Regions from separate parts of the Mus musculus genome. Here all the other regions are linked to region 1. The links are chromatin loops, found by intact Hi-C in ENCODE. Cell type or tissue: left cerebral cortex. All regions are shown on one strand.

What was found. A loop is a pair of places that touch in the nucleus more often than their neighbours do. Peaks named below come from ENCODE experiments on the same cell type or tissue, not always from the same donor. Only the 100,000 strongest peaks of a DNase experiment are listed, where the experiment ranks them.
Region 2: a loop joins it to region 1, with 4 times the contacts of the local background. A loop is called at or near these places in 7 of 42 quality-filtered maps.
Region 3: a loop joins it to region 1, with 7 times the contacts of the local background. A loop is called at or near these places in 41 of 42 quality-filtered maps.

What each region holds. Positions count from the first base shown.
Region 1 is chr4:133,668,258-133,673,257 of GRCm38, reverse strand. It overlaps Pigv (phosphatidylinositol glycan anchor biosynthesis, class V), which reads left to right and starts at 611. Exons shown (of 4, transcript NM_178698.5): 1 at 611-939; 2 at 3,398-3,520. The coding sequence starts at 3,443. In left cerebral cortex, CTCF peaks have their summits at 1,941 (motif pointing left) and 3,278; DNase peaks (open chromatin) are centred at 691, 1,908, 3,265 and 4,491; H3K4me3 peaks cover 1,913 bases; H3K27ac peaks cover 1,965 bases.
Region 2 is chr4:133,725,376-133,730,375 of GRCm38, reverse strand. The region is part of intron 1 of Arid1a (AT rich interactive domain 1A (SWI-like)); the gene reads left to right. Among named protein-coding and RNA genes, the nearest start is that of Mir7227, 11 kb to the right of the region's middle. In left cerebral cortex, no CTCF peak of the experiment used is centred here; DNase peaks (open chromatin) are centred at 601, 1,124, 1,676 and 1,949; H3K4me3 peaks cover 269 bases; H3K27ac peaks cover 538 bases.
Region 3 is chr4:133,827,243-133,832,242 of GRCm38, reverse strand. No RefSeq gene overlaps it. Among named protein-coding and RNA genes, the nearest start is that of Gm12974, 13 kb to the right of the region's middle. In left cerebral cortex, a CTCF peak has its summit at 2,329 (motif pointing right); a DNase peak (open chromatin) is centred at 2,326.

The DNA of each region.
Region 1 (5,000 bases):
TTTTTTTTTTTTTTCTTTTTCTTTTTTTTGGCGCCAGTTCCTGCGACAGAAACTGCTTGAGGGAGAATCCTCGGGGGTGTTCTCTGAGGTTTCCTTCCTCGTCCCATACAGTCATCTGAGGTGGGACAGAGGACTGTCGCAGGGCAGAGGTCCTTCATTGCCAGGAGGGGAAAGGCAGGGGGAATTCCCCTACTTTCTTCTCATCCAGTTGCAGGGTACCGCTGCTTGCCACAAAAACCCCAAGAAGGCTTTCTTTTGCCTATTCATATTGTCTATCGTGTGCCAGGTCCTGTGCTGAGCTGGGGTGGCGGAACACCGAGAGAACGCGTGGCTCTGGGGCAGCGCCCGGGTCCAGCCTCGGCTCACACCGGGAAGTCAGAGGCTGCTCACGGCAGGGGACTGGGGTGAGAGCCCCGACCCGGGAGCGCAGCGCCCGCGCACAAACTGCTGGCGAGTCAAGAGGCCTACTCCTCAGGTGTCACCACGCCGGGAAGGTGCGACTCACCGCCGCCGCCTCGGCCCCCGCCCTAGCTGGGGTCAACATGGCCGCCGAGGAGGGGGGCGGGGCGCTCCGAGTCCGGGCAGGAGCGGGGCGGGGCCGCCGTCGGCCGAGCCGGCGCGCAGGCGCGGCACGGACGGGACCCGGATGGAGGCGCTGAAGTTGGAGCTCCGCGGGGGTGGTCTGGACGCGCGGGCGCGGAGGATCCGGCGCCAGCTCTGCAACTCTGGAGTCCTCCGGGGAGGGAAGCTGTCAAACGCAGGCCGAGAGAAATTAGGCGGAGGCTGTAGAGAAGCGAGGAGCCCCGCCCCTCCGCCATAGCAGCCTCCGGCGCCGCCTCTTCCTTTGCAGCCTCCGGCCCTCGTCTGCTTCCGGCCCCGTTGCCTGGCCCGGCCCCGCGATTCCCCCGGGACGAAGCCCTGGGCCGTGGCTCCCTTGGGGTGAGGGTCACTGTCCCGTCCTGGGTAGGAACTGTGTCCGAAAAGAGCAGGCTGGAACGGGCTCCCAGTATGGCAGGGCTTAGCAGAAGGAGGCGGCTCGCTCCACGTTGCCTCTGGGTCATAACGCAGCACCCATTTGAGAGTATTAGCCTTCCGCAGAAAATCCAGGACTCCAGTTCAACAGATCTTTCCCAGTTAGGGCCCATCACCATAAGCTTCCAGCAACAACATGTGCTACAGTTGGAGAAAGTTCTGGGCTAAGCCTTGGATGTCCTGGCTGGACAAGGAATGCATACCCTTTGTTTATGGCAAAAAGCTCTCCTGACTGTGGACATAGGTTTTAGAAAGCAGTGCGTGAGGAGCTTTAAGTGGTGGGCGTGTCACTTGGCTCCAGTGAGCCTCAGTTTTCACATCCATAAAATGGCGATGGTAATTACACAGTCTTACTGGTGTCTAATGAGATCTCTGGAGCCTATTTCACGGGTAAATTAAAGAAAAATGAAACTGGTTGGTTCTAAGCATCCGGCCAGTTAAGAGTCTGATTTGGCAAGGGGCTTCTTTCAAAGGGGTGTTGGCAAAATAGCTAGAGAGATAATTGACTGTCTTGATTTTACTTTGTTTAACTTGAGTGTGGGTTGCATCTCCTGTGGCCACTGATGCCAGAGTTTGAAAGAGGGAAGGACTGAGAATCAAGATGCAGAGGTGGATTCAGTACTTTTCCTCTCTCTGCCTCCTTTGTGCGTGCGGATTGGAGGCCAGGGAAAAGAGAGGGAGGGAGGGAGAGATTGATTGAGTTTGAGTTGGGTGTCCATGTTTCTGTCATTTATTTGGGTTTAGTGAATCCAGTGTTGGAGATATCGTGGGTAGTCAGAAAATGCTGTTTCCTGCGGCTTAACTTTAAACTGAATTGTCCTAAATAAACCGACATGGAGTTGGGAGGTGAGGGGGCCTCCTTTTCTCCCGGTCTCCTGGTGATGAAGTAAGCAGCAGGCGCCCCCTCGTGCCGAGGATGGGGTACTACCGCTATTAACCAGTCTTGTTCCCTTGGCGGAGAATTTTTTCTTTTCTCCCATGCTTTCTGTGACTTTGTCATTTGCTTTTTTTTTTTTTAATTCTATTTTATGTGCATATGTTTATGTATATATGTGTGGAGCTACAGGTGCGCCTTGGCACACCTAAGTGAGGACAGAGAACAACTTTGTGGGAGTGTCTTCTCATCTTCAGCCTATGGGTCACTGTAGTGGCAAGTGCCTTTGCCCGCTGGGCCATCTTGCTTTCTAACCAGAAACACGATGGGAGAAATGCTTGGACCAGTGATCTTAGTTCTAGCGTCAGAAAACTTGACGATTCTCTATCCTGTCCTTGCTACTTCGTGCACTTGGGAGAACAGATGTCTGTTTACATGCTGGGTCCTGGGATATAATAGAGTTAGGAGACAAAGCCCCCGTCCTCATAAGGAACAGATAGGAAGATAAAGATGGCAGAGCATGAGGCAGTGAGAATATAGGGCTGTCTGGTGGGATCAGAAAATTCCAGAAAGCAAGTGTAGCCTAAAAGTTTAGAGGGTGTTAGCCACGTGAGAGAAGAAAGACGGGGCTCTTCCTCTCCTTGCTTAAACACAGTAAGAGCTGTGACTGCTATTAAATTGTGTTTTTAAAGAAATGCCTTGATGTGCATTCTGTGCCTCAGAATGGCACTGGGTTTTTGTATGAGTTTGCCGCCACTCCCGCGGAGATGGGAAATGGCTGTTTACCCCGTCCCGAGTGGTAGACTCTGTCTTCCCCGAGTTTGTTTTAGCAGTGGGAGCTGGCCGGAGTCCTGCTGAGCAGTGGTTTTCTTTTCCTTCTCCACTTAATTTAACAGACCAGCTGAACACACATCAGAGAGTGAAGCTGGCATGTGTAGTAATTACGGGCTTCTAGGATGGTTCTGTGCCCCACTTTGGGGACTCTGGTTTGGGAATTCGCTTATTATTCTGGGCAAAAGGGAAAATGGCACAGGTAAATAATAGCAGCCACGGCATTGACTTGTGCGGTACCTTTTAGTTCAGTCCATTTTACCATGATGACGAGTTGGTGAGATCGGAGGGGTAGAGAATAGTGTCCTGGTTTACACACACAGGACTGACTCTCAGAGGGACTAAGGGAGAACTTGCAAGTGACAAAATTGGGCTTTGAACCCGGGTCTTTGAGTCCTACATAAAAGCATTTCAACGGGCTTTTAAAAGTTCTGTGAGCTTAGCTTTCCAGCTTGTGCTTATCTGTGTGTTACTTACTGACTGGCCTAGAGTGCTTCAAGAGTGACACCCAGTGGTCCAGCTGCCTTCAGGATAGTCTTCCCACCGGGAAGCCAGGTGGCTCTGTTTGCCATGGCCATGTTGAAGTGGGTGATTCCCCTGGAGAAAATGTTATTGATTTGCTTTTGGCCTGTGTGTGACCTTTTCTCCCTTGGGTGTTAGAATTTAGAAGCCGGAGGAAGCTCAGTCCTGGTGGTGAGAGAGAGGATGGGACTCCTGGACCCATCCCAGAAAGAGGTGCTGAGATTCGCAGTAAACTGCCGCATCCTGACTCTAGTGCTACAGGTCAGTCTCTGATCCTTTCCCCTGAGCATGCACTTGCCATGTGACTGAGCTAGCAATGGAGAATAAGTGGTCCTCATCTCCCTACTTCCTGGTGTGCTTCAGCATGTGGGTGATCACATACAGGCTGAGACCTGGAACCTGAGAAGTGGGCAAGAGCCTTAAACTGTGTATCGATCATGTGTCTTACACGTGAAGCAGCAGGTTAAATGATTTGTCCAAAGCTAAAGACCCCTAGCTCCCTGCCCAAAGTAGAGATTTTCCTAACAGCCTTAGCTATCTGATGGTCTTGCCAACCGAGATACTTTTAAGGTGTGTGTGACCGTTCACAGTGTCACACAGGGCTCTTTTTTTCTTGGAGTTCAAGTTCTGTGCTACTTGAGTGGGAGAGAGGAGCCACTTTCAAGTTCTGAGACCATCTATGAATATCCACAGTCCTGAGTCCCTCTCCTTGCTGTCTCCAGCATTCAGTTCTCAGTCTTTTTGCCCTTTTACCAACCCCTCCCCCAGGCTGCCTTGATACATACTTTAATGAAAGTTGCACATATGTGAATTATTTGGTGCCTAGTGTACTGCTCTGTACTTGAAGTCCCAAGTATATGACTGTGAACAGAGGTCACCACCCTAGAGTTGCTGAGTTGACATAATGATGTGTGTCTATGTCACTCGTACCTGGGACTCCTTCCTTTGTAGAAACCTTTTCTGTCCCCCTCCGCCCCACTGCTAACCCGCTCTGAGCTTCTCGCTCTGAGCCTTTCCTCCCCTGCTCTATGCTCACTTCAGGTTCTGCTGACTTTGGGCATTAAAGAGTCTTCATCTTGGTGGCCTGTACTGTTACCTGTGATTGTCACCCCATCCCATTTCTTTTCACTGGAGTGGCCTGATGAGGAAACTGACAAGAAGAGAAAGAACCTTTAAGTGAGCTGTGCTCTTGTCGCTGGGCTGGGGAGCCTGACTCAGTGATGGCTGAGCCAGCACCAGCTGAGCTCCTGGCAGGAGCAGAGGAGCAAGTCAGCAGCTGGGAAGGGCAGCCAGGGCAGCTGGGCTCTCAGGCACTGTGAGCGTGGAAACACTCTATTTCCCCAAACCCCTGAAGTTCAGCCACCAAAATTATAGTAAGTACTTATTCCCCAAACTGTGCTAAATTGTGAACGAAAGGTCATGTTTTCCCTCAAGTAGCTGACAACCTAATGAGGCAGAAAGACATATAACAATAAATTGATTTCATTCTCTCTCCTTAGCCTTCCAGCTGTAATGCTAGTGTTATCAGATTATAGCCCTAGCTCCCCTCCGTTGTCGCTGGCATCTCTATCAGTGACAGTTACTCTCTGAAGGTTTTAACTCCCTGTTCACTGGCACCCTTTCTGGCACTGCGTCTGTTGATGTCTGCAGTTTCAACAGTAAGAAGATGATATGTTCTGTGTCTGATCCCTCACATCATCGTCTTGCCTCCTTGCAAGGCAGGCGTGTCTTCACTGCTCCC
Region 2 (5,000 bases), 57 kb before region 1:
GATCATACCAGTCCTCAGCCCCATGGTGAATGGGAGGAAGTGGAGGTAGGCAGAGATGGCCTGTAGCTATAGAGAAAAGGGACAGTGGAATGATTTATGCTGCTCAATTTATGTACTAGGGAGCAAGGCTGCTCTTGCAGAAGTCCCTTTAGTCCTAAGATCTAAGTGATTTCTGTGGAGCTGGCAGGGAAAGTAAAAAGCCTGTTGGTTGGGAGAGGCCTTAACTTTTGTACTTATCTCTGCCTGGAGTGCCCTTAACAGAGGAGGGTCCCCTCCGGGAACTGATCAACAGCTGCTGCCAGTCCCTAGAATCACAGGAAGTGGAGGCCTGGTGCCTTTGTATAGAAGCTCTGCAGCCAGACAATAGTTTGTGCTGGCGGGGCCATGTGGCGAGTCACGTGACCCGAGGCTGTATTCTGCTGGGGTCCTTACCCATCTGTTCTCTCGGCTCTTTCTGGGTTATCAGGCGCCAGTCCAAGTCTTCCCAGGCAGCCAGCTTCATGGCCAGAGATTACGAGCACTAACCTTCCTGGCAGGGTCGGTGTGGCTTCGAGTTTATGCAGATTAGCCATGTGTTTCTCACTTCAAGGCGGTCCACAGGAAAAGCCTTTTCCTGTGTTTGGCTCTCAGTGGGCGGTTCCCAGCTTACTGTACTGGGACTCAAGCTGCAGGCACGCACGAGAGGGATCACAGTACACTGCCCCCCCCTCCACCTCCAATGCTACGTCACCACAACACAACCACTCACGCTCTCATACTGTTGGTGTCATTCATTCCGTGCCAAGATTGCTTTAAAAAATTCCCTTGGCCCCAGTTCAAACAGGAGTACAGCTGGGATGTGTTAGATTTTAGGCAGTCTGCCCTCAATTTGAGATGAGTTATAAATAGCAGTGCCGACTTCCTTAACTACCGCTCTCTGAGGTAAAATGCAGGTTAATTACTGTGGGAATCAATTAGGGGCTTCTTTCGGTTAAAGAGCCAGGGATGCATTTTTATTGTTATTATTAAAACTCATAAACAAATCTGGCCAGGAATAAATTGAAAGCACGAGAAGTACAAAATAATATTTGGAGGCCCAAAATCCAAGGGTATGGCTCTAGGTTTATCCTGGCACCGACTAGTTGGCATCTAGAGCGGAAAACACAAGTGTGTGCTGGTCAGGACTTCTCCTTTCCAAAGATGGAGGCTCTTGGCAGTCCCTGGCCCAACCTTTCATTTTGTTCTTTCGAGTCTTTGGCACAGCTAGGCATAAAAGTTGGCCCTTACCTCCGCTTCTGGTCACCTCTTCTCTGTATCTTTGGCTTCTGACTGTCCATTCTCTCGCAGACTTATTTCAGGATCAGAGATTGTTTTTCCTGGTGCCACTACCACATGGTGTGGGGAGTAATATCTCTTGGTACTCAGAAGTTTTAGTGCGTGCCTGGTTTTGTCTCCTCTTTCAGTGGCTTATGGTCAGATAGAGAATTTGCAACTATGTTTAATATTTTGAGTGTCCCAAAAGTGGTTACTTTTGACTATCTGACACCTAGCCTTGATGAACCTTAAAGCTCAACTTGTTACTTTCAGCAGTTCACAAGGCCACTGTGGCCTTTTCCTGTACATTAAGAACTTGTGAGTGATTCCAGAGCCAGGTGGTCCGGAGGTGCCATTTGCTGGAAGCAGGGAACTCTGCAAGTTGTTAGTGTGCAAGCTGTTTGCACTGAATATACTCGGAAGGATAGGCCTGCACCGGCACCTTTGATGCCCCGAACCGCATTCATTTCATTTGTCAGGCACTTTATAGCTTGGCCAGTGATCTGCAAGGAGCTAAGTGGTGGACTACCCCCCCACCCTTATTTTTATTTTTTTATGAATGCAGGAGAGTATATAGCAGGGGGCCTGGCTTGCCTGATGAAGGGCCAGCATTTTCCTCTCAATTACGTGTCTGTGAGGCAGAGCCTTTGCCTTTGAAGCGTAATCACAGTAATCTGCTCCCGCGGTTTCCTGTTGAAAGGGTTTCCTCTCCATCTTTCCCAGAGTGGCATCTCTGGCTCTTTTGCAGCTACGATTTGGTGTTTCTCCTCCTTTGTGGCTGCTGACTACTGATGCTGGCCGTTTCTATTTTACAGGAGGTAGACATTTTTCTGTTTCAATTGATGAATGAAGATTTGATGTTCTCTACTTTAAGAGATTGGGAGTGGTGCCTCCCCCCCCAACTGCAAACCACATATCTTTCACAGTATTTTTAAATCTCATAAGTAAGTTAGATTCTCTTTTAACATGAAACCAGAGTGGTCTGTTTGTTGGAACTGAACATATTTTTGTTTGGTGAATAGACTGCAATAGTCCATTGATCGTGATAAACCTTTGGTGAGGGGAATGAGTTTGATAACCAAAAAATGTCAGTTTCATTTTGAGAAGCTATTGTTTGACTGTCCTTTAAAGGATCCTACTGTGAGGCCAGAGTAGTCTTAAGACTCCAGGTGCAGGGGAGTTTTGTCTTATCCTGCTTGCCTTGGTAAGTGTTGGAGTTTTGGCCATGTGTTTGGGTTTGGGGCTGGGTGTACGTTATTATAACCCTTGCTGATACAGGTTGGGTTATTTCGATGCCATTGTTCTTCAGGACTATTTTAGCTTCCCCTCTTCTAATTCAGTCGTCCTACTTGATACTGGGGTTGAGGATATCTGCTGCCTTGCTTGCCTGTTCCTTCTGTCAGTAGGAACTGTTGTAGTTGAACAGTTGTCCATCCTTGTATTTGGGGCATTTAGGAGGACTTTGAAAAAAGCCTGAACTCTTATGTCCTGGAATGCAGCCAATAACTCCACCTATTCTGGAGTGTTGGGACCAGGAATTTAAGCTCAATTTGGGCAACATAGTGAGACTCCATGCCATTTCAAAACAAAGTAAAACTACCTTGGACAGCAGAAACAGGAAGCTGTATACATAGCTTGGAATATTTAATATTTATTGGAAAGACATTTAAATACAAGCACTGTGGGAAGCTTATTTTTTTGTTGTTGTTGTTGTTGTCTCATTCTGTAGCCCAGGCTGACAGATTTTTGTAATCTTGGTTTGTGTGGAACTCATGGTGATCCTCCTGCTTCAGCTTCCCAAGTGCTGAGAGTATAGGAATGAGTCACCACACCTGCCTATGGGAAGCTGTGCGTTATGTACATTTTAGGTGATGAGCTAAAGTGTTCCAGGCCAGGCAGTGAGTTAGGATTTAAATTCCAAGTCTATCAAATCACTATACACTTTATTCTTTCTATATGTTAGTGTTGTATAGAATTTAATACGTTTGGAGCCATATGTAGCAGGAAGTGATAAATTATTTGGAAACATTGCTCTCAAATTACATTGTAGCATGATAGACACTAGCCATATGTGATTATGTGGATTTAAATTAATTAAAAGTGGACTAGGAATACAGATTAGTTGTTAGAGTACTTGTCTAACATACATTTTGCCCTGGATTTGATCCCACCCACTACAGAACCTAGATCTGGTGGCACGTACCTTATTCCCAGCACGTGGGTGGCTGGATGGAGGCAGGAACATCAGCAGTTCAAAAGGATTTTGTTGTGTAGCTTGTTTGAAGCCATCCTAGGCTTCTTGAGACCCCGACTTAAAGTAAATAGTCAATAAATAATAAATTAACTAGTGTAAATAAAATGCCAAGCTTAGTAGCATAGGCCTGTAATTTTACTAATTTCAAAGCTTAGGCAGGAACATCAGCATTTATGTCTAGAGGCTGAAGGGATGTCTCAGCTATTAAAGCGCACTTGTATTTACAGAGTACTGGAGGTTGATTCCTAGCACCCACAGTGGCTCACAACTGTCCATAGCTCCAGTTAAAGGGGATCCAGCAACTTTTCCTGAGTTCTTTGGGTACCAGGCATGCACATTGTACACAGGCAAAATACTCAGACACATAAAAGTATACACATCTTTAATCCCAACACTTTGGAAGTTAAAGCAGGGAGATTGTCAAATTGAGGTTAGCCTGGCCCACATGGAGCAAAATCTAAGGGGAAAGGGCAAATAATTCGGCTTCTTCCTTACATTTTGCATAGTTTAAGCATGTAATAGTAACACATTACAGTCACCTTCTTTTTTATTTTTAAATTAATCAGTTAACTTGAGAAGGGTTCCTATTTGTACTTTGGCTGTTCTGGAACTCACTCTGTAGACCAGGCTGACCTCGAACTCAGAAATCCGCCTGACTCTGACTCCCAAGTGCTGGGATTAAAGGTGTGCACAACCATATCCGGCTGAATAATCCCTCTCCTGGATCACACTGATTGCCAGCTAATCATACACATCAGAGATCATTCATAGATCTAGAAGTGGGAGGGGCTCAAGCCCTTCCACACCAACAAAGTTGGAACCCGGAGGCCTGAGCATTTATGAAGCTTCATGGAAATTCCGGGTGTGCAGTCCTTGTTAAAACAGCCACTGCTATAGAAGTTCCATAGTGACACCATCACCATGGTAATGACTAAAACTGGGTAGACCTAGATCAGACTGACAGATAGCCTGAGCATGCTGATCTCTGTTCAGAAGATCCTGTTGTCTTCACTTGAGGGCCTCAAACAGCCCCAGTAGCCTGGGTGAAGTGAGCTGTGATGTGTGGGATCCAAAGACACACTCATACTTCCCCTGGGCATAGCTCCATTGCCAGCAGTATTGTGTCCATAGTCTGAGAGAACTCGGTTTCTGCTTCATTTTGTTTCTCTCAAGGTAAACAAAAGAAAAGTCTACATAGTTATGGCTGTTTCAAGACTTGCTAAATGTAGATGGAGTTGACCCAGCCTCTTAAGTAGCTGGGGTTACAGGTGTGCACCACCACCTCTGTCCACTGCCTGGCTTGTCCTTTGTGGTCGGAGATTCCTTTACAGTAGCTTTACTTACTCCAGTGTGATGACATGCTCATGACTGGGTGGGGACTGTGTAAATGCACCCTGTCTTGGAGCATGTCTCCAAACACTCACATCATTTAGCTTTCTGTCCCTCCACAAAG
Region 3 (5,000 bases), 160 kb before region 1:
AACTGTGAGGGTCTGCCAATCGGCCCTGAGTCATTGGAAGGAGGAAGAAGCCGCCCAAACACCACCATTAAGTTCTTTGGTGCATTTCTCTCCACAATGTCAAGAAGACAAAGGATGCTCAACCAGGAAGGCAAGGCAAACCAATGCCACGCAGCACTGCTGTTCATGGTCTGTTGGGTCATCCTTGCACTTTTCCAAACAATTGTCCACTCCAGCAAAACATCGCATGCCCCCTTCCCAGGCAACCTCAAGAAAAACACTACATGTCCGTTCACAGCAAAATACCCTCCCATGTGATTGCCTCAGCAAAACATCCTCTCAAAAGACAGTTTCCAGAAAAATGTCTCATACCACAGCTGAATCTTCCAGAGAAACCAGAAATTTCCACCTCACAAGTCAAAGGACATTTTTTCAGGTGCAAGTTTTTCCTTTCCACCATGTAAGTCCCAGAGACTGAATTCACCATCAAACTCAAGGAGGGGCCATTACCACTGAGCTACCTCCATAACCTCATTTTTTTAATTTTATTTTTTTTTGGAGAGGTTAGATTTAAATAGGGTCTCACTGTGTAAACTTGGATGGCTTAGAATTAATTCATAGCTGACCTGGAACCCCCTCTGTAGGTTCAAGATCAGGGTGGCCTTGAACTCACAGAAGTCTGCTTGTCTCTTTGTCTCTTAAGGACTAGGATTAAGGTATGTGCTGCCTGGCCTAGCTCTGTAAATTTTGCTGTTGTTTCGCAATTTGTCTTTCTATGTGGACAAGTTGACTCTAAGCGCACTATCCTCTACCCTTAGCCTGTAGTGTACTGGGATTACAGACATGTGGTGCCATAGCTGGCCCCAGGGCTCTTACAGTAAATTTACAGGGTAAATACAGTATTATTATTTGTTTTTTAAAAAAGGTGGGGGGGCTGGTGAGATGGCTCAGTGGTTAAGAGCACTGACTGCTCTTCCAAAGGTCCTGAGTTCAAATCCCAGCAACCACATGGTGGCTGACAACCATCTGTAACAAGATCTGATGCCCTCTTCTGGTGTGTCTGAAGACAACTACAGTGTACTTACATATAGTAAATAAATAAATCTTAAAAAAAAAAAAAAAAGGAAGAAAGGCCAGATGTGGTGGTGCACACCTTTAATCCCAGCACTTGGGAGGCAGACTCCTGAGTTCGAGGCCAACCTGGTCTACAGAGTAAGTTCCAGGACAGCCAGGGCTACACAGAGAAACCCTGTGTCGAAAAACAAAACAAAACAAAACAAAACAAAACAAAACAAAACAAAACAAAACAAAAAAGAAGCTGAAGAGACGAAGAGCTTGTTTTTGAGCCGGGTGGTGGTGCAGGCGGATTTCTGAGTTTGAGGCCAGCCAGGGCTACACAGACAAAACAAAAAACCAAAATAACAACAAAAAAGAGCTTAGTTTCTTAGACCAGACCCTGAATTATAACCTCAATTTCTCTCTCTCTCTCTCTCTCTCTCTCTCTCTCTCTCTCTCTCTCTCTCTCTCTCTCTCAATGTATCATGCACAGTGTTCTGTCTGTATGTGTGCCTGCATGCCAGAAGAGGGCACTACCAGATCTCATTATAGATGGTTATGAACCACCATGTGGCTGCTGGGAATTGAACTCAGGTCAGGACCTCTGGAAGAGCAGTCAGTGCTCATAACCTCTGAGTCATCTCTCCAGCCCCCCCAAACAGCTTTTAATAAGAGCACTTCCCTTCCCCCTTCTGCGGAAAGCATCATGACATTAGTTCTCCATTCTTGATATGTTATTTCATAGTCTTTTGTTTGTTTTGTTTTTTACTGTCCTAGAACTCACTCTGTAGACCAGGCTGGCATCAAACTCAGAAATCTGCCTCCCAAGTGCTGGGATTAAAGGTATGTGCCACCATGCCTGGCTTTATTTCATAGTCTTATTTGGACTATTCATTACGTTTCTTACCCTGACATACAGAAAACATTTTAATTCCATCATCTCTGTGTGTATGCAGTACCTTGTGTGTGGGAGGGGCTACCAGTGGGAGTTGGTGTGATCCACCCACGTGGGTCCCAGGGATTGAACTCAGTTCTTTAGGCTTGCCAGCAAGCGCCTTTACACACTGAGACATCTCACCGACCCATTTTATGAGTATGTCTGTTCATATAACAAACCAGTAAACTGTTGAAAGGAAAAGAGAGAGAGAGATGACAGACAGACAGACTGACAGACAGGAGGAAAAGAATAGGTGGGAGAGAGGCAGAGAGAAAAAGATTTGACTACATCAAAACCTTTCACCAGATGGGCGCTTTCATCCCTAGTTCCCTGCTGTTCTTCTTTTGACCAACAGGTGGCAGGCTAAACCCACAACAGGCGACCATGACTTTCTTTAACTGCAATGAGAAGAAAATTGCTTCTTTTCCCACACGTATTTCTTTCCCCAGATAAACAGTGCGGTGAGCATCTGCCCGCTTATCAAGGAAGTGAGCCCCAGAAGAAGGTCGCTTTTCAGGTGAGGGACACACGGGTCACCAACCTGACTCTGAGCTTCAGGTTACAACACTGCAGACAAGTTCCTTAGAAAGCAGCCAAGGTTGCTCCAAAAGTTGTTTTAAAATTCACATAATCTACATTTCCCCAGTTAATAATAATAAAAAGTGTATAACCAGAAGTCACAGAGGCCCTTCTGTCATAACTGGTAGGGTTTTAGAGGTAATGGTACTTCCTTTTCATGAAGGAGAAGTTTTCAGAGCCAGCCCCCTCCCAGAATCCTTCCACCCACCCCTCTATACACTGCTCTCCCCCAGGAATTGCTTCCCAGCCCTTCACAAAATTGCCAGGGTAATTGACTCTTCGCGGGCTGAGTCTGACTTCCCACCCTGATTTGGTAACAGACTTTGTTTTGGTGAGATGAGGCTCTTTGTTTGCCAATGCACAATAAAAATGGCTTTTGAGTGACTTCAGAGGACGCTTTCTGGTGCCAATAGCAGATTCCAAAGCAGCCTTTATCCCCGACGTGGGGGATCGGGTCCCTCGAGACTGTTTAAGGATCGGTTTTCAAAGTGCTCAGAACCTGAAATGTCTTGTATGGTATATTTGCAGGTGCATAATTGGCCCAGTGCTCCAGGGTTATAAAGGCTGCCTTCCTGTGGTAGCAGTAGACAGACTGAGCCTCTTGCTAAAATTGAGGGCTGCAATTTCGATAACAAATCTGATTCTAACTCTCCCGTGTCACTTCAGCCCAAAGGTGCCTTTGTCTCCCAAGAGAAAGAGGGCTGGAAGTGACTGAATGGCCCTTCAGCAGAGCCAGGAGCAAAACATTGCCGAGGGACACTTTTGTCCGGAGAGTGGAGGTTTAGGGCTGGTATGTGTGAAGTGAGTTCTCTTTGTTCACTGCCAACCTGCCTGAATGCGTGTGAGGCGGCGGAGGTGACAGCAAAATGCTTTAAAAGTGGCCTGCAGTGGGAAACTCGGAGCGCACAATGGCGTTATTTTTGTTAGACATAATTCTCCCACCTCGCCTTTTTATTGCAGGAACCAAAATAAGTCCGGATAAAGCTTTAAAAGGCTGCCTTGATGTTGGAAGGAAAATGGATATTGTCTCTCCCCACAGTGTCTGAATGGTGCACATAATCCTAGCTATATCCAGATAAGAAGACGCCCCGCCCTGGGTGGAAGAGCACCAGGCGTCTCCAGGGAGGGGCCGGAGGGTGCTAGCCCATCTTACTGAAACTTCTAAAATCTGAAGAGAAGGCTCCCTGCTCTTCACACTTCTATTTGCAGTTAATGTTTATGTGTGGTAGAAATGTTCGATCCCCTTTACTCCTCAAAGCCCCCCCCCCCCACCTCCGGCATTTGATCACTTGATGACACCCATGAAGACTCCAGCTTTCGGCTTTCATCATCGAAAACCCGCGGGCTGTAGACTGAGGAGAGGAAAGGGGCGGTGCTCTCCCCCTAAATTGCTCAATTTAGTCAATTTAGGAGATCAGGGAGCCAGGGAGCTCCTTCTGCGATTAAGTGTGTTTTTTCTTTTGTTTGTTTGTGTTTTTCAAGACGAGGTTTCTCTGCATAGCCCAAGCTCAGAGATCCGCTTGCCTCTGCTTCCCAAGTGCTGGGATAAACTTGGCGAGCCATCAGAGTGACTCCAGTCGGGGAGGTTTTAGTGAACTGTGTCTCAGGTAAACCGGATGTGGGAGGATGTGGGCGCCACATTCAAATCTGAGGGGTGCCTCTCAAAGGAAAGATCTAATCGGCCAGCCTTCCCTGCAGCAGCTACCAGGGTGGAACGTTTGCCTGTTTGTGTTCCAGGCAGGGGATGCTGCTAATTATGGGAGCAATTCCCATGGATACAGAGAAGAAGGAGCCAAGCCCTGATCAGGAGCGGATGATCAGGAGGGGACTAAGGAGAGTGGTTGGCTCAGTGATTACGAAGAACACTTGTTGATCTTGCAAAAGTCAGGAGTTCAATTCCTAGCACCCACAAGGTGCCTCACAACTGTCCCAGGAACTCTCACACCCTATTCTGACCTCCATGGGTATCGGCGAGCACCTGGTAACCATACTTAACATGCAAATAAAACACTCAGACATAGCAGAGCGTGGTAGCACCCGCCTTTAATGCCAGCACTTGGGAGGCAGAGGCTCATTGGTGAGTTTAAGGCCAACCTGATCTACATACTGGGTTCTGGGCCAGCCAGAACTACATATGAGATGCTTTCTTGAAGAATAAAAACAAGAGCTGGAGAGATAGCTCCATAGTTAAGAGCACCGACTGCTCTTCCAGAGGTACTGAGTTCAATTCCCAGCAACCACACGGTGGCTCACAACCATCTGTAATGGGATCTGATGCCCCTCTGAAGAGAGCAAAGGTGGTATACTCACCTACATTAAATAAATAAATAAATCTTAAAAAAAAAAAGTAGGACAAAACCCCCAACAAAATCATTTGCATGCTTTTAAATCCAGCACTCAGGAGGCAGAAGCAAGATTAGTTTAGCCATTTGGGGCCAGCAAGATGACA